2 separate regions of the Homo sapiens genome follow, and region 2 is linked to region 1. Evidence: chromatin loops called from intact Hi-C (ENCODE). Cell type or tissue: psoas muscle. All regions are shown on one strand. Each heading gives the region's core, and the rest is flanking DNA. Links, peaks and the distances in the headings are about the cores only. Region 1 has its middle 110 kb from the start of PBDC1. Region 2 has its middle 28 kb from the start of MAGEE1.

The links. Peaks named below come from ENCODE experiments on the same cell type or tissue, not always from the same donor. Only the 100,000 strongest peaks of a DNase experiment are listed, where the experiment ranks them.
Region 2: a loop joins it to region 1, with 6 times the contacts of the local background. A loop is called at or near these places in 55 of 110 quality-filtered maps.

What each region holds. Positions count from the first base shown.
Region 1 is chrX:76,272,709-76,285,870 of GRCh38, forward strand. No RefSeq gene overlaps it. Among named protein-coding and RNA genes, the nearest start is that of PBDC1, 110 kb to the left of the region's middle. In psoas muscle, for the core only: a CTCF peak has its summit at 6,437 (motif pointing right); no DNase peak of the experiment used is centred there; H3K27me3 peaks cover 381 bases.
Region 2 is chrX:76,448,932-76,462,093 of GRCh38, forward strand. No RefSeq gene overlaps it. Among named protein-coding and RNA genes, the nearest start is that of MAGEE1, 28 kb to the left of the region's middle. In psoas muscle, for the core only: a CTCF peak has its summit at 5,905 (motif pointing left); no DNase peak of the experiment used is centred there; H3K27me3 peaks cover 459 bases.

The sequences.
Region 1 (13,162 bases), core at 3,316-11,315:
ACCACAATGAGATACCATCTCACACCAGTTAGAATGGCGATCATTAAAAAGTCAGGAAAAAACAGGTGCTGGAGAGGATGTGGAGAAATAGGAACACTTTTACACTGTTGGTGGAACTGTAAAGTAGTTCAGCCATTGTGGAAGTCAGTGTGGCGATTCCTCAGGGATCTAGAACTAGAAATGCCATTTTACCCAGCCATCGCATTACTGGGTATATACCCAAAAGACTATAAATCATGCTGCTGTGAAGACACATGCACACGTATGTTTATTGCGGCATTATTCACAATAGCAAAGACTTGGAACCAACCCAAATGTCCAACAATGATAGATTGGATTAAGAAAATGTTGCACATATACACCATGGAATACTATGCAGACATAAAAAATGATGAGTTCATGTCCTTTGTAGGGACATGGATGAAATTGGAAATCATCATTCTCAGTAAACTATCGCAAGAACAAAAAACCAAACACCACATGTTCTCACTCATAGGTGAGAATTGAACAATGAGATCACATGGACACAGGAAGGGGAATATCACACTCTGGAGACTGTGGTGGGGTGGGGTGAGGGGGGAGGGATAGCATTGGGAGATATACCTAATGCTAGATGACGAGTTAGTGGGTGCAGCGCACCAGCATGGCACATATATACGTATGTAACTAACCTGCACAATGTGCACATGTACCCTAAAACTTAAAATATAATAAAAAAAAATTGAAATAGCTGACCAAAAAAAAAAAAAAAAACAAATTCCTGGTGGCTTCATTTACACTGTGAGGGTAACATGCCATACTCAAGCCTCAGCAGTGGTGGACACCCCTCCCCCGCCAAGCTGGAGCATCCCAAGTCGACCTCAGACTGCTGTTCTGGCTGCAAGAATTTCAAGCCAGTGGATCTTAGCTTCCTGGGCTCCATGGGGTTGGGATCCACAGAGCCAGACCACTTGGTACCCTGGCTTAAACCCCCTTTCCAGAAGAGTGAACGCCTCTGTCTGACTGATGTTTCTGGTGCCACTGGGAGATATATATATATATACTCTTGCAGCTAGCTCAGTGTCCTCCCAAATGGCTGCCCAGTTTTGTTCTTGAAACCCCAGGCCTTGGTGGCATAGGCACCGGAGGGGATCCCCTGGTCTGTGGGTTGCAAAGACCATGAGTAAAGCACAGTATCTGGGCTGGAGTCTACTGTTCTTCATGGCACAGTCCCTCATGGCTTCCCTTGGCTAGGGGAGGAAAATTTCCCAACCCCTGGCACTTCCCTGGTAAGGTGAAATGCCAACCTGCTTCAACTCACCCTCTGTGGGCTGCACCCACTATCCAACAAGTCCCAATGAGATGAACTGTGTACTTCAGTTGGAAATGCAGAAATCACCCACCTTCTGTATCTATCTCGCTGGGAGCTGCAGACGGGAGCTGTTCCTATTTGGCCATCTTGCCAGCAAATTCAACAATATTAATTCGTTCAATCCATGAACATAGATGTCTTTTCATTTCTTTGTATCGTCTTCAATTTCTTTCATCTATGTTGTATACTTTTCAGTGTAGAGATCTTTTACCTCCTTGGTTGAACTTATTCCTGAACAGTTTATGTTTTGTAGAGATTGTAAATGGGATTGTTCTCTTATTTTCCTTTTGAATTACTTTGTTGTTAATATATAGACATGCTACTGAATTTTCTATGTTGATTTACTGAACTCATTTACTTTATTGAATTTGTTTTTTACTTCTAGTTCTAACAGTATTTTGGTGGAGTCTTTAAGTTTTCTGTGTATAAGATTATGTGATCTTCAAACAGAAATGATTTTACTTATTTATTTTTAATTTGGAATCCTTTTATTTTTTATAAGCTTTCAACTTTTCCTAATTTAGTATGATGTCTGCTGTGGATTTGTTAGAAATGGTCTTTAATGTGTTGAAATACATTTTTTATTTCTAGTTTTTTGAATGTTTTCACCATGATGGAATGTTGAATTTTGTTGAACAATTTTTGTATATCTATTGAGATGATCAAATGGCTTTTGTCCCTCATTCTGTTGGTGTAATGTGTCATATTGATTGGTTTGTATATGCTCAACCTTCCTTGCATCCCTGAGATAAGCCACACTTGATTATAGTAAATGATTTATTTTATGTGCTGTTGAATTTGATTTGCTAGTATTTGGTTGAGAATTTTTGAGTCTATGTTCATCAGGAATATTGGCCTATAGTTTTCTTTTTTTGTTGTCTTCTCATCTGGCTTTGGTATGACGGTGAATTGGCCTCATAGAATGAGTTTGAATGTATCCTTTTCTATTTAATTTTTTTGAACAGTTTGAGGTTTGAATAATACTAGTATTCTTTAAATGTTTGGTGGAACTCAGCTTTGAGCTAGAGGCCCTGAGCTATTCTTTAACAAAAATTTTTTATTATAACTTCAATCTAATTATTCATTATTGCTTCATTGAGGTTTTCTATTTCTTCTTGGTTCGATCTTAATAGGTTGTATGTGTCCAGGAATTTACCCATTTCTTCTAGGTTTTCCAATTTGTTGGAGTGTAGGTTGTCCATAATAGTCTCTAATAATTCTTTCTTTTTCTGAAGTCTCAGTTCTTATGTCTCCTTTTTTTGTTTCTGATTTTATTTATTTGAATTCTCTCTTTTTTTTCTTAGTCTAGCTGGAGCTCTGTTAATTTATTTATCAAAAAAACAACTTTTTGTGTAGCTGATCATCTGTATTTTTTTACTTTTAATTTTATTTATTACTGCTCTGATTCTTGTTACTTTGTTTCTACTAATTTTGGGTTTGTTTGCTCTTTCATTTCTAATTCCTTGAGGTGCATCTTTAAGTTGTTGATTTAAACTCTTCATACTTTTTTGATGTAAGCATTTATTGGTATAAACATCCTTATTAGTACTGCTTTTGCTGCATCTTATAGATTTTGGTATGTGGTATTCCATTTTCATTTGTTTCAAGAAATATTTAGGCCGGGCGCGGTGGCTCACGCCTGTAATCCCAGCACTTTGGGAGGCCGAGGCGGGCGGATCACGAGGTCAGGAGATCGAGACCATCCTGGCTAACACGGTGAAACCCCGTCTCTACTAAAAATACAAAAAATTAGCCGGGCGAGGTGGCGGGCGCCTGTAGTCCCAGCTACTCCGGAGGCTGAGGCAGGAGAATGGCATGAACCCCAGGGGGCGGAGCCTGCAGTGAGCCGAGATTGAGCCACTGCACTCCAGCCTGGGCAACAGCGAGACTCCGTCTCAAAAAAAAAAAAAAAAAAGAAATATTTAAACTTTATTCTTAATGTCTTCATTGGCTCATTGGTCAATCAGGAGCACGGTGTTTAATTTCCACGTGTCTGTGTAATTTCCTAGATTCCCCTTATTATTGATTTCTAGTTTTTTATTCCATTGTGACTAGAGGAGATTCTTGATGTAACTTATATTATTTTTAAGTTTTAAAAACTTGTTTTGTGGCCTAAGATATGATTTATTCTGGAAAATATTCCATGTGCTGATGAAAAGAATTTTTATTCTCCAGCAATTGGGTGATATTATGTGTAAATATCTGTTAGGCCTATTAGATCTCACGTGTAGTGTAACCCCCTGTTGCTTTTTTGATTTTCTGTCAAGGTGATCTGTCCATTACCAAGAGTGGGTTATTAAAGTCCTCTACTATTATTATAATGCAGTCTATCTCTCCCTTCAGATATATTAATGTTTGCTTTAGAGTGTTGTAAGCTCTGGTGTTGGATGCATAGATATTCATAAGTGGTATACCCTCCTTCTGAGTTGACTCTTTTATTATTATATAGTGACCTTACTTTAAAAAATCTTTGATTTACAGTCTATTGTATTAATATCAATATAAGCATGGCTACTCTTGATGTTTTTTGGTTTTCATTTCAATGGAATACCTTTTTCCATGCCTTTACTTCGGTCTGTGTGTGTCTTTGTAGGGTAAAGTGGGTTCCTTAAAGCAGCATATAATTGTGCCTTGTGTATTTTTCTATTCAGCCACTTTATGTCTTTTAATTGAAGACGAGTCCATTTACATTCAGTGTTATTATTAATAAGTAAGGACTTACTACTGTCATTTTGTTGCTTGTTTTCTGGTTGTTTTGAGACCCCTCTTTTCCTTTCTTCTTGTCTTACTCTCTTTCTTTGTGGATAAGTGATTATCACTGGAATTATGTTTTAATTTGTTGCTTTTTTTTAGTGAATCTAAAAATCGGTTTTTGTGCTGTGGTTATTATTAGACTTAGAAAAATATTTTATAGATGTAACAAGCAATTTTAAAGAGAAAATGACTTACCTCAAATCACAAATGAAAGAAAAGAAAGAAACAAAGGGAGAATAACACAAAAAATCTACTCTTTTACTCCATCATCTCTCTTATTTTGACTTTTACTTGCCTCAATTTACATATTTTTATATTGACTATCTATCTATTAAAAAGTTGTTGTAGCTATTATTGTTTTTGCTAAATTTTTATTTTGGGCTCTGTACTAGAGTTATGAGTGGATTGCACACTGAAAATACAGCAATATTCTGGGTTCATGTATGTACTTTACTATCAGTGGGTTTTATGCCTTGAAAAGTTTTATTTTGCACATTAGTGCATTAGTGTTGTTTTCTTTCAGACTGAAGTACACCCTTTAGCATTCCTTATAATGCAGGTGTGGCAGTGGTGAATTCTATCAGCTTTCATTTTTCTCTAAAATAATTTATCTTTCCTTCAAATTTGAATGAAAATTTTGTTGGATACAATATTCTTGGGTGAGAGGCTTTTTTTTAAAAAAATTATGCTTTAGGTTTTGGGATACATGTGCAGAATGTGCAGGTTAGTTACATAGGTATACACCCGCCATGGTGGTTTCCTGCACCCATCAACCTATTATCTACATTAGGTATTTATCCTAATGCTATCCTTCCCCTAGCCCCTGACCCCCGACAGGTGTGTGATGCTCCCTTCCAACAGGGTTTTTTTTTTTTCTTCTTTTTTTTTTTATTATACTTTAAGTTTTAGGGTACATGTGCACATTGTGCAGGTTAGTTACATATGTATACATGTGCCATGCTGGTGCGCTGCACCCACTAACTCGTCATCTAGCATTAGGTATATCTCCCAATGCTATCCCTCCCCGCTCCCCCCACCCCACCACAGTCCCCAGAGTGTGATATTCCCCTTCATGTGTCCATGTGATCTCATTGTTCAATTCCCACCTATGAGTGAGAATATGCGGTGTTTGGTTTTTTGTTCTTGCGATAGTTTACTGAGAATGATGATTTCCAATTTCATCCATGTCCCTACAAAGGACATGAACTCATCATTTTTTATGTCTGCATAGTATTCCATGGTGTATATGTGCCACATTTTCTTAGTCCAGTCTATCATTGTTGGACATTTGTGTTGGTTCCAAGTCTTTGCTATTGTGAATAATGCCGCAATAAACATACGTGTGCATGTGTCTTTATAGCAGCATGATTTATAGTCATTTGGGTATATACCCAGTAATGGGATGGCTGGGTCAAATGGTATTTCTAGTTCTAGATCCCCCAACAGGGTTTTTTTTAAAAGCACTTTGAAAATGTCTTTTTTTTTCCTGCAGCATTTTTGGTTACCATTAAGAAATTTGTTGCCATATGAATTGAATCTCTTTTACATGTTATTTGCTACTTTTCTCTTGCTGCATATAGGATCTTTTTGTTCTTGCCTTTGAGAGTTTGATTGTTATTTCCTTTTGAGGTAGTCTTATTTGGGTTGAATCTGTTGTTATCAGACCTTCCTGTGTCTGGATATTTATATATTGCTCAAATTTTGGAAAATTTTTTGTTATTATTCCTTTAAATAACCTTTCCAGCCTTTGTTCTTGCTCAGCTCCCTCTTGAACACCAATAATTCTTAGATTTGATCATTTGAAGTAATTTTCTACACCTTGTAGTTGATCTTCATTCCTTTTTATTCTTTTTTTATTTTTTGGCCTCTAAATGTGCACTTTCAAATAGCCAGTCTTCAAGCTCACTGATTCTTTCCTCTACTTGATCCATTCTACTGTTTTGAGCCTCTAATGACTTTGGATCAGCAAATGTGTTTCTCATTTCCAACATATCTTTTTATTATTTATGTCAGTTTCTTAGTCAAATTTTTCTGATAAATTTTTAATTTACTTTTTATTGTTATCTTGGAGATCAATAGGTTTCCTTAAAACTGCTACTTTGAACTCTTGGTCAGAGAGCTCACAAATTGCTATCTTGTTTTGGTCAGTCACTGGATTTTTGCTTTGTCATTTGGGGAAGGTTATGTTTCCATTTGCTGTAGTTTTCTGTGGTTATAAATCTATGTCTTTGCATTGAAGTATTTATTTTTTATTCCACTTTTCTTTATCTAGCTTGTTCTGGTTTTTACTAGATATATTTGCTTAAGTTTTACTGTTTGCTTTAGGTTTACTGATAGGTTGCTGTCTCCTTTTTGGCTCTAGGTGGCACCCTAACCCCAGGTTTGTCTCAGCTCTAGTAAATTGTCAGAGCACTACCAGTTCCAAATGTGGAAGATCCTAAAGGGATTATCCCAGCAGAGTGGGAAGTCTGGCTGGATTTTTCCCTGGGGACCTGGAGAATGTACCTCCAGCCACTCTCATTTGGGATCTTTTTGGCTGACTTACAGAGCTGAATTTCCTGGCTAAGGATGCTAGTCTTTCTTCTTTCCTTTGTCTCTGCCTGTCCTCAGGGATAGTTCTCCCTCTGGATGTTGTGATAGTACCTATGAATTAAGGCACAAACAGTTTTTTTTTGTTTTTTGCCAAGGGAACCAAGAAGGTGAAAATGATGGTTGACCAGCTCAATTTTACTTTTCCCAGTGTAGAAATCATGAGTTGAGGTGAGTTACTCATTATGGTTGGTGCCTGGAAGAATGGAGGGGAGGGCATTGTGGATGTGAATTTCCAGATCTCCTACGGTCTGCTCAGAGTTTTTCCACTGCTCTGTGACCCTGATAACTGTCCACCCTTATACTTGAGCTCTGGGTTGTTGCCTGTGAAGATCTTGGTGCTATATATTTTTTTTTTGTTTTTGTTTTTCGTGGGTGAAAGAGAAACAAACTTGCTTCTATATTGCCATGCTAGAATTGAAACTCTATAATTATTTTTGACATCTTGTGTTAAAACTTTAACTTCTTTAGGATTTCCCTGGACATTATTAGCCCTTAGTATTTTTGCATATATCTCAGAATCTGCTAATTTTTATATATAATTTGTTTATAATCTACCATATCGCCATTTGATTTTTTAAATTTAAAAATTTTTAATTTATGTGGGTACATAATAGGTGTATATGTTTATAAGGTATATGAGATATTTAGACACTGACAGGCAATGCATAATAATCACATCATGGAAGATGGGGTATTTATCTCTTCAAGTATTTATTCTTTGTGTTACAAACGATTCAGTTATACTATTTTAGTTATTTTTACATACACAATTAAATTATTATTGATTATAGTCATCCAGTTGTGCTATCAAATACTAGGGCTTGTTCATTCATTTTAACTATATTTTGTACCCATTAACCATCCCCACCTCCCGCTCACTGCCCCACTACCTTTCGAAGCCTCTGACAACCGTCACTCTACTCTCTATCTCCATGGGTTCAATTGCTTTGATTTTGAGATTTCACAAAAAAAGTGACAACATGTGATGTTTGTCTTTCTGTGCCTGGCTTATTTCACGTAACATAATAAACTCCAGTTTCATCCGTGTATGGCAAATAACTGAATTTTATTTTCTAATAGCTGAATAGTACTCCGTTGTGTATATGTACATTTTCTTTTTCTTTTTTTAAATTTTACTTTAAGTTCTAGGATACAAGTGCACAATGTGTAGGTTTGTTACATAGGTATTGTGTGCCATGGTAGTTTGCTGCACCTATTAACCCATCATCTAAGTTTTAAGCCCCACATGCATTAGCTATTTCTCTTAATGACTTTCCTCTCCTTACCTCCCATCCCCAGACTGGCCCCGGTGTGTATCGTTTCCCTTCCTGTGTCCATTTGCTCTCATTGTTCAACTCCCACTTATGAGTGAGAACATGTAGTGTTTGGCTTTCTGTTCCTGTGTTAGTTTGCTGAGGATGATGGCTTCCAGATTCATCCATGTCCCTGCAAATCTCATGATCTCATTCGTTTTTATGGCTGCATAGTATTTCATGGTGTATATGTACCATATTTTCTTTATCCAGTCTAGAATTGTTGGGCATTTGGGTTGATTCTATGTCTTTGCTATTGTAAATAGTGCTGCAATAAACTTACATATGCATGTGTCTTTATAGTAGAATGATTTATATTCATTTGGATATATACCCAGTAATGGGATCATTGGGTCAAGTGGTATTTCTGGTTCTAGATCCTTGATGAGTCACCACATTGTCTTCCACAATGGTTGAACTAATTTGCATTTCTAGCAACAGTGTAAAAGAGTTCCTCTTTATCCACACCCTCACCACCATCTATTGTTTCTTGACTTTTAAATAATTGCCATTCCAACTGGCGTGAGATGGTATCTCATTGTGGTTTTGATTTGCATTTCTCTAATGATCAGTGATGTTGAGCCTTTTTTCATATATTTGTGGGTCACATAAATGTTTTCTTTTGAGAAGTGTCTGTTTATATCCTTTGCCAACTTTTTGACGAGAATGTTTGCTTTTTCTTGTAAATATAAGTTCCTTGTAGATTCTGGATATTAGACCTTTGTCAGATAGGTGGATTGCAAAGATTTTCTCCCATTCTGTAGGTTGCCTGTTCACTCTGATGATAGTTTATTTGCTGTGCAGAAGCTCTGTAGTTTAATTAGATCCCATTGCCAATTTTGGCTTTTGTTGAATTTGCTTTTGGCATTTTCATCAAGAATTGTTTGCCAATGCCTATTTCCTAAATGGTATTGCCTAGGTTTTCTTCTAGGGTTTTTATGGTTTGGGGTTTTACATTTAAGTCTTTAATCCATGGATGTCTTGTCTCAACATTCCTATTCAACATAGTATTGGAAGTTCTGGCCAGGACAATCAGACAAGAGAAAGAAATAAAGCATATACAAATAGGAAGAGAGGAAGTCAAATTGTCTCTGTTTGCAGATGACATAATAATATATTTAGAAAATCCCATCATCTCAGCCCAAAAACTCCTTAAGCTTATAAGCAACTTCAGCCAAGTCTCAGGATTCAAAATCGATGTGCAAAAATCACAAGCATTCTTAGACACCAACAATAGGCAAGCAGAGAGACAAATCATGAATGAACTCCCATTCACAATTGTTAAAAGGAGAACAAAATACCTAGGAATACAGCTAACAAGGGATGTGAAGGAACAAGGAGAACTACAAACCACTGCTCACGGAAATAAGAGAGGACACCAACAAATGGAAAAACATTCCATCCTCATGGATAGGAAGTATCAATATTATGAAAATGGCTATACTGCCCAAAGTAATTTATAGATTCGATGCTATTCCCTTCAAACTACCATTGACATTCTTCACAGAGTTAGAAAAACATACTTTAAATTTTATAGGGAACCAAAAAGGAGCCCATATAGCCAAGACCATCCTAAGCAAAAAGAACAAAGCTGAAGACATCATGTTACCTGACTTCAAACTATACTACAAGGCTACAGTAACCAAAACAGCATGGTACTGGTACAAAAACAGACATATAGACCAATGGAACAGAACACAGACCTCAGAAGTAACACTACACATCTACAACCATCTGATCTTTGAGAACTCTGACAAAAACAAGCAATGCAGAAAGCATTCCCTATTTAATAAATGGTGCTGGGAAAACTGGCTAGCCATATGCAGAAAACTGAAACTGGACCACTTCCTTACACCTTACACATTTCCTTTTTGCATTAGTCTATTAAGAGACACTTAGATTGTTTCCAAATCTCGGCTATTGTTAACAGCATTACAACAAATATGGGAGTGCAGATATTTCTTTGACATACTGGTTTTCATACTTTGGGTATATACCCAGCTGTAGTATTGCTGGACTGCATGGTAGTTCTATTTTTAGATTTCATTTTGGAGGATTCTCCAAACTGTTCCCCATAGTGGCTGTACTAATTTAGATTTCCACCAACAGTGTATGAGTGTTCCCTTTTCTCCACATTCTTTCCAGTGTTGCCTATCTTTTGGATATAAGCCATTTTAACGGGAGCGAGTTGATATCTTATTGTAGTTTTGATTTGCATTTCTCTGATCGTGAATGGTGTTGAGCACCTTTTCATATGCCTGTTGTCATTTCTATATTTTCTTTTGAGAAATGTGTATACCAATCTTTGTGCACTTTTTGATTGAATTATTAAATTTTTCCCTATAGAGTTGTTTGAGCTCCATGCATATTCTGATTATTAATCCCTTGTTATATGGGTAGTTTGCAAATATTTTCTTCCATTCTGTGAACTGTCTCTTCACTTTGTTGATTGTATCATTTGCTTTGCAGAAGCTCTTTAACATGATGTGATCCAATTTGTTGATGTTTGCTTTGCGTGCCTGTGCTTGTGGTGCATTGCTTGACAAATCTTTGCCCAGAGTAATGTTCTGGAGATTTTCCTGAACATTTTCTTGAAGTAGTTTTATAAACTGAAGTGTTAGACTGAAGTCTTTGATTCATTTTGATCTAGTTTTTGTGTAGGGTGAAAGATAGAGGACTAGTTTTATTCTTCTGCATATGGAGATCCCGTTTTTCTTCACCATTTATTGAAAAACAATAAACATACACTGTCTTTTCCCCAGTGTATTTTTGGCACCTTTATTAAAAGTGAATTTGCTGTAGGTGTATGTATTTATTTCTTGCTTCTCTATTCTGTTCCATTGGTCTGTCTGTTTTTATGCCAGCACCTTGCTGTTTTGGTTACTATAGCTCTGTAGTATAATTTGAAGTCAGGTAATGTGACTGCTCCAGTTTTATTATTTCTGCTTAGGATAGCTTTGGCTATGCTGTGTTTTTGTAGTTCCATATAAATTTGAGAATGTTTTTTATTTACCTGAAGAATGTCTTTAGTATTTTGATAAGAATTGCATTGAATCTGGAGATTGCTGTAAGTAGTAAGGACATTTTAAAAATATTGAATCTTCCATTCCATAAACATGAAATGTATTTCTATTTTTTATGTTCCTTTCAATTTCTTTCATCAGTGTTTGATAGTTCTTATTATAGAGATTTTTCACTTTTCTGGTTAGGTTAATTTAATGTGTGGCTATTGTATTAACAAACGGGATTGGTTTTTAATTTTTTTCACATTGTTTACTGTGGCATATGAAAACGTGACTGATTTATGTATGTTGATATTGTATCCTGCCAGTTTACTGAATTTGTTTATCAGTTCTAATAGTTTATTTTTGGGGAGCCCTTATTTTTTTCCATATATAATATCATATTATATGTAAACAAGGATAATTTGACTTCTTTTTTTCCATTGTGAATGTCCTTTATATCTTTATCCTGTCTGATTCCTCTAGTTAGAATTTCCAGTATTATGTTGAGTAACAGTGATGAAAGTGGGCATCCTTGTCTTGTTGCAGATCTTAGAGGAAAGGCTTTCAGTTTTTTGCCATTTGGTATGGTACTCACTGTGGGTCTTTCATAGATAACTCTTATTACATTGATGTATGTCCCTTCTGTACCATGTTTTTTGAGAGTTCTTTTCTAATAGTGAAGGGAGGTTACATTTTATCAAATGCTTTTTTAGCCTTAATTAAATAATTATATGGTTTTATCCTTCATTCTGTTGATATGGTGTATCACATTGATTGATTTGCATATGTTGAAGCATTTTTGTATCCCAGAAATAAATCCCACTTGGCCATATTGTATATTCTATCTAACTATTGTTGAATTTCGTTTGCCAGTATTTTGTTGAAGATTTTTGCATCAATATTCATCAGTGATATTGACTCATAGTTTTCTTTTGGTTTGTTTTTTATTTTTATGTGACTTTGTTTGGTTTTGGTATTAGGGTACTAGTGGCTTTGTAGAATGAGTTTGAAAGTATAACCTCCTCCTCTATTTTTCAGAAAAGTTTGAGTTTAATTGGTATTATTTCTTTAAATGTTTGGTAAAATTCAGTAGTGAAGCCATTGGGTTCCAGGCTTTTCTTTACTGGGAGACTTTTTATTACAGCTTTAATCTCATTACTTGTTAGTGATCTCAGGATTTTTATATCTTTCTGGAGGTTCTATCTTGGTAGGTTGAATGTGTCTGGGAATTTTTCCATTTCTTCTAGATTTCCCAATTTATTGTCGTATAGTTGCCCATAGTAGCCACTTATAATCCTTTGAAATTCCATGGTATCAGTCATTATGTCTTCTTTTTTATTTTGTTTTATTTGTATTATCTCTCTTTTTGTCTTGATTAGGCTAACAATTGGTCTATTTTGTTTAACTTTTCAAAAAACCAACTTTTTGTTGCACTGATCTTTTGAATTGGTTCTTCATTTCAATTTTATTTATTTCTGCTCTGATCTTAATTTTTTTCTTCTACTAACTTTGTATTTGACTTGCTCTTGCTTTTGTGATTTTAATATGCATTGTTAGATTGTTTATTTTGAGTTTTTCTCTTTTTTGATGTAGGCATTTAGAGCTATAAACTTTCGTCTTTGTACTGCTTTCACTGTATACCTTAGGTTTTATATATCATGCCCCCATTATTATTTGTTTCAAGATGTCTTTCCATTTTCTTCTAAATTTTTTCAATGATGCAGTAGATATTCAGGAGCATATTGTGCAATCTTCATGTATTTGTATATTTTCCAAAACTGCTCTTTTTTTTCTGATTTTGATTTCTAATTCTATTTCATTATGGTTAGAGAAAATACTTGACATTATTTTAATTTTTTTTGAGATGTAGTCTCACTCTGTCACCCAGACTGAAGTGCAGTGATGCAATCTCAGCTCACTGAAACCTCTGCCTCCTGGTTTCCTGTGATTCTCCCTCCTCAGCCTCCTGAGTAGCTGGGATTACAGGCATACACCACCCTGCCCAGCTAATTTTTTGTATTTTTAGTAGAGACTGGGTTTCATCATGTTGGCCAGGCTGGTCTCAAACTCCTGACCTCAGATGACCTACCCACCTTGGCCTCTCAAAGTGTTGGGATTACAGGTGTGAGCCACCATGACCTGCCTCA
Region 2 (13,162 bases), core at 2,196-10,195, 180 kb after region 1:
CTATTTTTCTCTACATTCTTGCCAAAATTTATCTTTTTTTAATAAGTTATTCTAACAGATGTGAAGTCATATCTTATTGTAGTTTTAATTTGCATTTTCCTAGTATTAAGTGATGTTGAGCATTTATTTATATATTTAATGACCATTTGTAGGTCTGCTTTTGAGAAATGTTTATTCAGGTCCTTTGCTCATTTTTAAATTGGGTTAAAATTTAAAATTAAAATTAATTTAATTTAAAATTAAAATTTAAACTTTTTTGCTGAGTTTAGTTCCTTATATATTTTGAATACTAGTTCCATATCAGATGTATGGTTTGCACATATATTCTTCCAATCTATGGGTTGCCTCTTCACCCCATTGATTGGTTTCTCTTCTCTGCAGAAGCTTTTCAGTTTGATGCAATTCCACTTAGTTTTTTTTTTTTTTCTTTTGCATGTGTTTTTGGGTTCATATCCAGGAAATCGTTGCCCAGACCAATGTGAAAGAGTTTTTCACTTATGTTTTCTGCTATTAATTATACAATTTCAGGTTCCATATTAATCCCTTAATCTAGTTTAAGTTGATTTTTGTATATGGAGTGAGATGAGCATCTAATTTCATTCTCTTTATGTGGATATCTGGTTTTCCCAGCACCATTTGTTCAAGAGACTGTCCATTCTTCATTGTGTGTTTTGGGATCTGTGTCAAAGATCAATTGAATATAAAAGCATGGATTTATTTCTTGGCTCTCTATCCTGTTTTATTTATTGGTGTGTCTGTCTTTATATTAGTACTATGCTACTCTGATTACAATCACCTTATGGTATATTTTGAAATCAGAGTATGTGATGCTTTCTGACATTTTTCATTTACAAAAGATTTCTTTGGCTATACTGGGTCTTCTGTGGTTCCATAATTTCTAGGAGTTTTTTTAAAATTTCTGTGAAAAATGACATTAGAATTTTGAAAAAATTGCATTAAATGTTTAGACAGCTTTGGATAGTGTGGAAAATAACAATAATTTTTTAAAATTCTTAAATGTGGGCTACATTTTCATTTATTTTGTCTTTATTTGATTAATGTTTTATAGTTTTCAGTGTACAGATCCTTCAGGAAATCATAAAAATTATTTCTAAATATTTTTGTAGCTATTAAAAATGGAATTGTCTTGATTTCTTTTCAGATAGTTTATTATTATTGTTTAAAACACAATAGTTTTTTTGTGTATTGATTTTGTAACTGACAAATTTACAGAATTTGTTTATTAATTCTAACAGTTACTTGGTCGAGTCCTTAGGGTTGACTATATATAAGATCATGTCATCTGCAAAAATAGAAACTTCTTTTTCATATTTGGATTTCTTAAATTTGTTCTCCTTGCCTAATTCCTCTGGCTATGACTTCCAGTGTTGTGTTGACTAGAAGCGGCAAGAGGGGGCATCCTCATCTTGTTTTTAAGTTTTTTTTTTTTATTTTTATGAGTATATAGTAGGTGTATATAATTATCAGGTGTACAAGATATTTTGATACAAGAATACAATGTGTAATAATCATATCAGGGTAAATGGGGTGTCCCTCATCTCAATAATTTATTACTTCTTTGTATTACAAACATTCCAATCATATTTTTTAAGTTGTTTAAAAATGTACAATTATTGTTGACTGCAGTTATTCTCATGTGCTATCAAATACTAGATCTTATTAATTCTATCTAACTGTATTTTTGTACCCACCCCCACTCCCCTCCCACACACACTACAGTTCTCAGCCTCTTGAAACCATTATTCTATTCTCGATCTCCATTAGTTCAGTTGTTTTAATTTTTAGCTCCCACAAGTGAGTGAGAACATGTGAAGTTTATTTTTGCTTTTGCTGCCCGTGCTTTTGGGGTCAAATCCAAGAAATCTTTGTCAAGATCAATTTCATGAAGGTTTTCTCCTTTTTATTTTTCTAATAGTTTTATAGTTTTTGGTCTTACGTTTAAGTCTTTTTTCTATTTTGAATTGATTTTTGTATATGGAATGAGACAAGTGTTCAGTTTCATTCTTCTACCTGTGAATATCTAGTATTTTCAGCACTATTTATTGAAGACTGTCTTCTCCCCATTGTAGGTACTTGGCATCTTTGTCAAAGATTAATTAATCAGAGATGAGTAGATTTATTTCTAGGCTCTTCTTTCAGTTCTGTTGATCTATATGTCTATTTTTCTGCCATACCATGCTGTTTTGATCATTATCAAATCAGCTTTGTAGTTGATTTTGTGACCATGTAGTGTGATGCTTTCAGCTTTTTTCTTTCTGCTCAAGATTGCTTTGGTTATTTATGATATTTTGTGGTTCCATATGAGTTTTAGGATTGTTTTATTCATTTCTGTGAAAAAGGTCATTGGAATTTTGATAAAGATTACACTGAATTCAGATTGGCTTTAGTAGTATGAAACTTTAACAATATTATTTCTTTCAATCTATGAACATGGAATAGCCTTTCTGTTTATTTGCATCTTCTTTAATTTTCTTTATCAATGTTTTATAGTTATCAATGTACAGATTCTTTAACTTTTTGATTAAATGTATTCCAAAGTATTTTTGTAACTATTTTAAATAGGATTGCTTTCTTGATATTTTTCAGATAGTTTGTTTTTAACATATACACATGAAACTAACTTTTCTACATTGATTTTGTATCCTGAAGCTTTAATGAATTTATTTGTTCTAACAGTTTTTTGCTGGACTTTTCACGGTTTTTCATATTTCAAATAATAGAACACAGACCATTTAACTTCTTACTTTCCAATTTGAATGGCTTTTATTTATTTTTCTTGCCTAATTGCTCTGGCTAAGAGCTTCTAGTAATATGTTGAGTAGAAGTAATGAGACTGAATATCCTTGTGTTGTTTCTTACCATAGAGAAAAAGGTTTTACTTTTTCACTCTCAAGTTTGATGTTAGCTGTGGGCATGTGATACATGGCCTTTATTCTGTTGAGGTACATTGTTTTTATACCTAATTGGCTAAGAGTTTTTATCATGAAAGAATGTTGAAAATTTTAAATGTTCTTTGTGCATCTATTTAAATAATCTTATAATTTTTATTCTTCATTCTGTTAAAGTGTTGCATCACATATATTGATTAGTGTATGTTGAATTATGCATCTTAGGGAAAATCCTACTTAGTCATTATGAATGGCCCTTTTTATTTGGTATTAAATTTGTCGTGTTAGTATTTTTTGAAGATTTTCTTTGTATTTGTGTTCATCAGGGATATTGGCGTGTAATTATTTTTCTCAGACTATTTGTGTCTGCCTCTGGTGTTAGGGCATTGCTTGCCTAGTACATGTTTTTAAAAGCATTCCCTCATTTTTAATTTATAGAAAAGAACTTTAGCAGGATTTGTATTAGCTCTTTCTTAAATATTTGATAAGATGTAGTCAAAAAGCCATCTGATTCTGGGTTTTTCCTTTTGGGGCGTTTTGAATACTAATTAGATCTTTTTATTATTGGTATAAGATTCTTTATTTCTTCATGATTCAGTTTTCATAGGTTATATTATTGTATGAATTTATTCATTTCTTCTAGATTATCCAATTTGGCAGTATGTGATTACTCATAATGGTTTCTTATGATTTTTTTTATTTCTGTACTATCAGTTGTAATGTATCCTTTGTATTTCTGAGGTATCAGTTATAATGCATCTTTTCACTTTTCTAATTTTGTATATTTAAATCTCTCTTCTTTTATAGTGTAGCAAAAGTTTCCTTGATTCTGTTTATCATTTTTACAAAACTAACTCTTGTTTACCTTTCCTGTTGTTTTTCTAGTCTATTTTATTTATGCTCTGATCTTTGTTTCTGCCTTCTTACACTAACTTTGGGCTTAGTTTACACATCTTCACTCAGCTCCTTGAGATCTTATGTTAGGTTGTTTGTTTGAGATCATTCTTCTTTTTTGATGCATTCATTTATTACAATTAGCTTCTCTCTTAGAACTACTTTTGCTACATCTAAATGGTTTGTAAATGTTGTGGTTCTATTTTATTTTCTCTCAAGATATTTTTTATTTCTCTGTTAAGTTCTCCTTTGATCCATGGGTTGTTTGGTAGCGTGCTGTTTAATTTCCATATATTTGCAAATTTTCCTGTATTTTTTTCTTGTTGATTCCTAGTTTCATATCATCGTAGTCAAAGAAGAAACTTAACATAATTTATATCTTCTGAAATTTGTTATGACTTCTTTTGTGGCCCAACATATGACCTATCTCAAAAAGTATTCCACGTATGCTTGACAGAAATACATACTTTACTGTTTTTGGATAGAATGTTTTGTATGTGTGTTCACCCCACTTTATCTAAACTGTAGTTCAAGGGAAGGAACAAGATGACTGGCTAGATAAAGCAAGGAAGCACCTCTTACACCAAAAGAAAGCAAAATATTTAGTAAACCATCACACTTTGAACAGACATTTTGAGAGAAAATACTGCAAGTCAATAGATAGGTGATACAGACACTGAGGCTGAAGAGGGAGGAAGCTAGGAAACTCACATCCAGTCACCAAGCACCAAGACCAGCTCACAGTCCTTAACAGGTCCTAAGGAAGTGATGAGTGAAGAAACAGTGGGGCACCACACTCCCACAGTGGATCTCTGAAATCCTAAATACAAGACATCCCATGACCCACATAAACATTTGAATTGACAGAGCAAACTGCATGGAGAGTAGGTGAAGGCAGAGCTCAAACATGTGCAGACTCCAGAAGATTTTATGGCATGCAGAGGAGCTGCAGCAAAATGCGACCATAGGTGTCCATTTGCCAAGGTTTTCCATTTTTATCTAAGTGGCTGTAGCCCCAGCTGTCTGTTAGGCCAGGAAAAAGCAGGCCTTCCTTTCCTGTTAGACCAGGGCACATTTTATCTACATGTCCCCTTCTCTGCTGGCCCTTCCTAAGGTAGCCTGCCTGGCTGCTTCTGCAAGAGGATGCACACAGCACACAATTCACTGCCTCACCTTCGTGTGTTGTTGGTGGCTTGGGAGCAGTTTGGCTCCACCAACACAGCTAGTGTTTGACCCCAAGGACCCAGAAGAAAATGCCACAGGCCCAGTCCCAACCCTCTAGTGTTTGAGCACACAGCCCAGGGTTATTGAGCTGAGATCTGTGGCCTGAGCTTGAGCCAGAGAAGAGCCCCCTGTTTCAGAACACTGCAAAGCATAAGGAATGTGTTTGTGTGCTGAAATAGGAGCTAGGCATTCCTTCCTCTGCAAGACTGGCCTGGGTTGGCCTGTTGGCCAGCTACAGCTTTTGTCTGAGGGAGCCATGTGAACCAGAACACCTGGAACAACTCAGCGATCTGGGCACAGAAGGCCTGGGACAAATCTAGCTGGTCAAGCCTGCACATGAGGAGACACCAAAGGGAGACTCAGACAGAAAACTGCAAGCTTGGAGGAACCCACAGCCATCTGCTGGGAAAAAAAAATCCCCAGGCTGCAGGTGCTACACTAGATGCAAACCTACAGAACCACCACCCTACCTATGAATTCTCTGCCCTTTATACACTGCATCACCAGACCACTCACAGACATACTCCACAACCCACTGTGACCCTGCCAAGTTGAGAGAACCAGTGGATCACTGAGGAGTTGCAGGTCTCCCAGTGGCCTAACCTTCAGCTCAAGTCACCCCAAGTGAAGGGGGAGTGCAGCCCATAGGGGTCCCCTTGAAGGTAAAGAAATGTGGGTGCAGCTCCAGTGATCAAAGGGGCTCTCCCCAGGCCTAGGAACAGACTTGGCGAGGGGGTAATCTCTCATCCCCATCCCCCAACTGCCCCTTCCCAGAGCAGTGCTGCATATGCATTGAAATAGAAAAGAGGCATGAAGCTAAGAATCTCTCTGCGGATACTTACTCTTAAGCACCATCTACTGGATTGTAGCCTGCATTACACCACAAAGCAAAAACAAATTCCTTCAGCACCCAGTCAATGCCGGTAAAACCCAATTCAGAAAGCCAGCTACAACTAAGATGCTCATATGCCTTGGCTTTCTGAGAGAACCCAGAAATAAAGCAAATTGACTATACCCAACATACACCACAGTCAAACCCTCAAGAGAAAAAAAGAATATAAAAACCAAAATTTTAATTTAAACAACAACAATTTAAAAAGAAAAAGGAACACTAACCCCTTCGGATGAGAAGGAATCAGTGCAAGAAATCAAACAACTTAAAAGGTCATAGTGTTGTTCTTTACTAGAGGATTGCATTAGCTCACTAGCAATGGATTCTAACCATGTTGAAATGTCTGAAGTGACAGACATAGAATTCAGACTGTAGATGTCAAGGAAGCTTAATGAGATTTAAGAGAAAGTTGAAATCTAATCAAAGGAGGTAGGTAAAATGATCCCAGAGTTGAAAAGTGACATAGACATTTTAAAAAATAAGTAAACTAAATTTCTGAAACTTAATAATTTACTACAGAAATGTCAAAGTATAGTTGGAAGACTTAAAATTAGACTAGAACAAGTAGAAGAAGGAATGTCAGAGCTTGAATACTCTTTCTTTGAATCAACCCAGTCAGACCAAAGTGAAGAAAAAAGAACAGAAAAATGAGCAGAGCCTTCAAAAAATTTGGGATTATGTAAACAAACCAAACCTATTGAGGCAGCAGAATAGGGCCTGGAGGCAGGGAATATGGGACCAATCCATGCTGACTTCCTAGAACTAAAGCAAATGAAAGCACTTTAGCAATGACAGGAATGTGAATGGTTTTGTAACTTCACTTCATCCTCTCTATTCACGCCATTTACACTTTGTAACTGCACATTCATCCTCACCATTTACATAGACCACATGCTCCAGGTAACATGCTCTCCTTTTACACTTTGCAACTTCATATTTATCCTCTCCATTTACATAGACCACACACACCAAGTAACAGCTTCTCCATTTACAATAGGGTGCATTCTGAGTAAATGACTTTGTGACTTCACTTCATTCTCTTCATTTACATAGAATATTCACCAAGTAACCAATGGGAAACCACTAGAGTATTGAAACCCCAGAAAATTCTGTAAGTGGAGCTCTTGAGCCTCCATGCTTGGGCCTGCTCCCACACTGTGGAGTGTATTTTTGTTCTCAATAAATCCCTACTTTTGCTTTCCTCACTTCATTTTTGCATTTTATCCAATTCTTTGTTTGAGATGCCAAGAACTTGGACACCTTCTATCAGTAATATATTGACACACTACCATATCTAAGAGAAAATGTGAGAGTAAACAATTTGGAAAACATATTTGTGGATATGGCCCATGAAAATTCCTCCAATTTTTCTACAGAAGTTGACATTCAAATTCAAGAAATTCAGAAAACCCCTGAGACATACTATACAAGATGACTGCTCCAAGACATGTAGTCATCAGACATTCCGAGGTCAGCATGAAAAAAATCTTAAAGAAATTTAGAGAAAAGGGTCAAATCATTTACAAGAGGAACCCCATCAAGGTAACAGTGGAATTACTAGCAGAAAGCTTATAAGACAGAAGAGATTGAGGGCCTATTTTCAACATTCTTGAAGAAAACATATTCCAACAAAGAATTTCATATTCCTACAAACTAAGCTTCATAAGAAAAGAAGAAATAAAAACTTTTTCATACATGGAATAACTAAGGGAATTTGTTTCCATTAAACCAGCCTTCTAAAAGATTCTTAAGGGAGTTCTAAAGATGGAAACAAAAGAACAATACTTGCTATAACAAAAACACAATTAAATACATAGCCCAGAGATGCTGTAAAGCAACTACACTATCAAGACTACAAAGCAACTAGCTAAAATCACAACAGGATCAAAATTTCATATATCAATATCAATTTTGAATGTAAATGGCCTAAATGCCCCACTTAAAAAAAAAAAAAACAGAGAGTAGCAAATTGAATAAAACTATGACTCAATTATTGCTGTCTTCAAGAGGCCCATCTCACATGTAACTACACCAATGGGTGCAAAGTAAAGGGGTGGAGAAAGAGCTTTAAAAAAAAAGCAGGGATCACTATTTTTATATCAAATAAAACAGACTTTAAACAAAAACAGTTAAAAAAAGGACAAATAAGAGCATTACGTAGTGATAAATGGCTCAATTCAACAAGACTTAACTATTCTAAGTATACATACACCCAACATTAGAGCACCCAGTTTAATAAAACATGTATGTCTAGAACTAGAAAAAGACTTAGACAGCCACAGAATAATAGTGGGGGACATCAACACCATACTGAGAATATTAGGTTGATTATCAAGGCAGAAAACTGACAAAGAAAGTCTGCACTTAAATTAGACACTTGGCAAATGGGAACTAATATATATATTTCACCCATCATTCACAGAATATACATTCTTCTCATCTGCTCATAGAATGTACTCCAAGATTGATCCCATGCTCAGCCATTAAGCAAGTCTCAATAAATTTTTTAAAAAGTCATACCTAGCATAATCTCAGACCACAATGGAATAAAAATATAAATAAATACCAAGAAGATCTCTCAAAAACCACAAAATTAATTGGAAACTGAAATACTTGTTCCCAAATGACTTTGGGGGTAAACAAGAAAATTAAGGCAGAAGTCAACAAATTCTTTGAAATAAATTAAAACAGAGATACAACAAAAAATCTCTTGCAACAAAAGCAGTGTTTAGATCAAAGTTTGTAGCACCAAATGCCTACATAAAGAAGTTAGAAAAGTCACAAATTGACAGTTTAACGTTGCACCTAGAAGAACTAGAAAGAAAGAGCAAACTAACCCCAAAGCTAGCAGAATAAAATAAACAACTGAAATCAGAGCAGAGTGGAATGAAATTGAGACATAAAAATTTATAAAAATGATCAATGAAACCAAACAGAGAAGATCCAAATAAGCCCAATCAGATGACAAAGGTGACATTATAACTGATCCCACAGAAATACAAAAGGTCTTCAGAAACTATGATGAACACCTCTATGCACAGAAACTAGAAAATTTAGATAAAATGGATAAATGTCTGGAAACACACAGCCTACTAATATAGGATCAGGAAGAAATTGAAACCCTGAACAGACTGATAACATGTTCCAAAATTGAATCTGGCATAAATACCAACCAAAAAAGCTGTGGACCACATGGATTCATAGTTAAATTCTACCAGATGTACAAAAAGTGTTGATACCAACTCTACTTAAACTATTTTTAAAAATTTAGGCAGAGGGACTCTTCCTTAACTCATTCTACAAAACCAGCATCATCCTAATACGAAAGTCTGACAAACACACATGAAAAAGTAAACTACAAGCCAACATTCATGATTAATATATATGCAAAAATCCTCAACAAATACTAGCAAAGTGAAACGAGTGGCACATGAAAAAGTTAATTCACTATAATTAAATAGTCTTTATTCCTAGGATGCAATGTTGGTTCAAGATATGCAAGTCAATAAATGTGATTTATCACAGAAACAAAGTTAAAAACAAAAACTATGTGATCATCTCAAAAATCCTTTGATAATACCTAACATCTCTTCATGATAAAAACCTTCAACAAACTAGGCATTGAAGGAACATACCTCATAACAATAAGAGTCATTTATGACAAACCCACAGCCAACATCCTACTGAAAGGGCAAAAGCTAGAGTCATTACCTTTCAGAACTGTATCAAGACTGAAACAAGCCCACTATCACCACTCCTATTTAACATGGTACTGGCAGCCCCAGCCAGAGCAATCAGGCAAGAACAAAAAATAAAAGGCACCCGAATAGGAAAAAAAAAAAAGTCAAGCTCTCTCTCTTCATTGGTGAGATAATTCCATCCCTAGAACACCCAAAAGACTCTGCCAAAAGGCTACTGGAGTTGGTAAACAATTTTAGTAGGGTTTCACAAAACAAAATTAATATTCAAAAATTAGTAGCATTTCTATGCACCAGTATTATCCAGTTTGACAGTCAAATCCACAAAACAATTTTATTTATAATAGCAACAAAAAAAGAAATAACTATAAAAATAGCTAACCAAGAAGGTGAAAGATTTCTACAAAAAGAATTACAAAACACTGCTGAAAGAAATCAGCAACAACAGAAATAAATGAAAAAAAATTATGCTAATGGATTGAAAGAGTCAATATTCTTAAAAGGCCATACTGCCTAAACCAATCTACATATCTAATGCTATTCTTACCCAAATACCATTGTTGTTCTTCAAAGATTTAGAAAAATTTATTCTAAAATTTATGTGGAACCAAAAAGGAGACTGGATAACCAAAACAATTCTAAGCAAAAAGAACAAACCTTGAGACATTACACTACCCAACTTACAACTATACTATAAGGCTGTGGTAATCAAAACAACGTGGTACTTGCACAGAAACAGACACATAGACCAATGGAAGATAATAGAAAACACAGAAATAAAGCTGTACACCTCCAGCCATCTAACCATCAAGAAGGCTGACAAAAACAATGGGTGAAGGACTTCCTATTCAATAAACAGTGCTGAGATGACTGCTATGCTATAGACAGGAGAACGAAACTGGACCCTTACCTTTCAGTATACACAAAATTAACTGAAAATTGATTAAAGATTTCAAGGTAAGACCTCAAACTGCAAACATCCTACAAGACAACTTGGGAAATACCATTCTTGACACTGGACTTAGCAAATAGTTTGTAAGTCCCCGAAAGCAATTGCAATGAAACAAAAATTGACAAGTGGGACCTAATTAAACTAAAAAACATTTGAACATCAAAAGAAACTCTCAACAGAGTAAACAGGCAATCTACACAGTACCAGAAACTATTCATAAATTATGTATCCAACAAAGGTCTATTATCCAGAATCTAGAAAGACCTTAAACAATTAAACAATAAGAACCAATTAATCCTAATAAAAATGGTCAAAAGGCATGGACACTACTCAAAAGAAGTCCTACAAGCATCCAGCAATCATATGAAAAAAGTTCTAAATCACTAATCATTAGGAAAATGCAAATCAAAACCACAATGAGACACCATCTAACATCATCTGTCAAAATCGCTATTATTATTATTACTTATTATTTTAGTATTTGAGACAGAGTCTCACTCTGTCACCCAGGCTGGAGTGTAGTGGCACTATCTTGGCTCACTGCAGCATCTGCCTCCCAGGTTCAATCAATTAACATGCCTCAGCCTCCTGAGTGTCTGGGATTACAGGTGCATGCCACCACACACAACTAATTTTTTTGTATTTTTAGTAGAGACAGAGTTTCGCTATGTTGGCCAGGCTCATCTCAAACTCTTGCCCTCAAATGATCCACCAGCCTCAACCTCCCAAAGTGCTGGGATTACAGGCATGACCCACCATGTCTGGCCAAGAATCGCTATTATTAAAAAGTCAAAAAACAACAGATGCTGGTGAGGCTGCAAAGAAGAGGGAATGCTTATATACTGTTAGTGGGAATGTAAATTAGTTCAGCCACTGTGGAAAGAAGTTTGGGGATTTATCAAAGAACTTAAAACAAAACTACCATTTTACTCAGCAATCTCATTACTGGGTATATATCCTGAAAAAAATTACTAAAAAAAAGCTATGCACTCATGTTTGTCACAGCATTATTCACAATAGAAAAGATAAGGGATCAATGTAGGTGCTCATCGATGGTGGAGTGGATTTTTAAAAATGTGGTATATATACACCATGGAATACTACACAGCCATAAAGAGGAATGACATCATATCTTTTGCCACAACATGGATGCAGGAGACCATTATTCTAAGCAAATTAACCTCAGAACAAAAAGGCAAATACTACATGTTCTCACTTGTAAGCAAGAGCTAAATTTTGGGTACCCATGGATGAAAAGGTGACAACAACAAACACTGGGGACTACTAGAAGAAGGAGGGAGGGAAGGGTAAGGGTTTAAAAACTAGCTTCTAGTACTATGTTCACTCTCTGTGTGACAGGATTATTTGTATCCCAAACATTAGCATCACACTGTGTACCCATATAACACACCTGCACATGTACCCCCTGAATCTAACATGAAAGCTGAAATTATAAAACAGGTAAAATAAGTTCAACAGAATTTGGATGCTAATTTTATATCCTGCAACTTTACTGAATGCATTTATTAATTCTGAAAGTGTTTTGGTGGAGTCTTTAGGGTTTCATACATCTGAGGTTATGTCATCTGCAAACAGAGATAATTTCACTTTTTCCTTTTGATCTTAGCAGAAAAGCTTTCAGATTTTTATCACTGAGTATGATGTAAGCTATGGGATTTTTATATACGCTATTTATTATGTTGAGTTATTTTTATACCTATTTATTTCAGAGTTTTAAAAATCATGTACTGAAGTCAACTTTTGGCAAGTATATATTGTTTTATTTTTATTTTTTACAGGTTCGTAGTAGGTCTATATATTTTTGGGTATATGAGATGTTTTGATACAGGCATGCAATGCATAGTAATTACATTATGGAAGATAGTGAGGCCATCCAATCAAGCACTTATTTTTTGTGTAACAAACAATCCAATTATACTCCTATAGTTATTTTTAAATGTACAATTAAATTATTTCTGACTATACTGGACCTATTGTTCTGTCAACAGCAGGCCTTATTTATTCATTCTAACTATTTTGTGTATCCATTAACTATCCCACATTCCCAGTAGCTCCCTGATACCCTTCATAGTATCTGGTAGCCACCCTTCTACTCCCTGATCTCCATGGGTTCAATTGTGCTGATTTTTAGACCCCACAAATAAGTGAAAACAGGCAATGTTTGTCTTTTAGTACCTGGCTTATTTTACTTAACATAGTAACTTACGGTTTCAACCATGTTGTTGCAAATGACAGAATCTCATTTTTTATGACTGAATAGAACTCTAGGGTGTATATGTGCCCCCCGCCTTTTTTTTGTTTTTTAAAGAATGATGCAATAGTTTTATTTAAGTGTTGATTTTTTACATGAATAAACACTTTATTGGTGATTTCTGAGATTTTTGTGCACCTATCACTCAAGCTGTATCCAATGTATAGTCTTTTATTCCTCACCCCTTCCCATCCTTTCCCCTGAGTCCCCAAAGTCTATTGTATCATTCATATTTGCATCCACATAGCTTAGCTCTCACTTATGAGTGAGAACATACACTCTTTGGTTTTCCACTACTGAGTTATTTCACTTAGCATACTG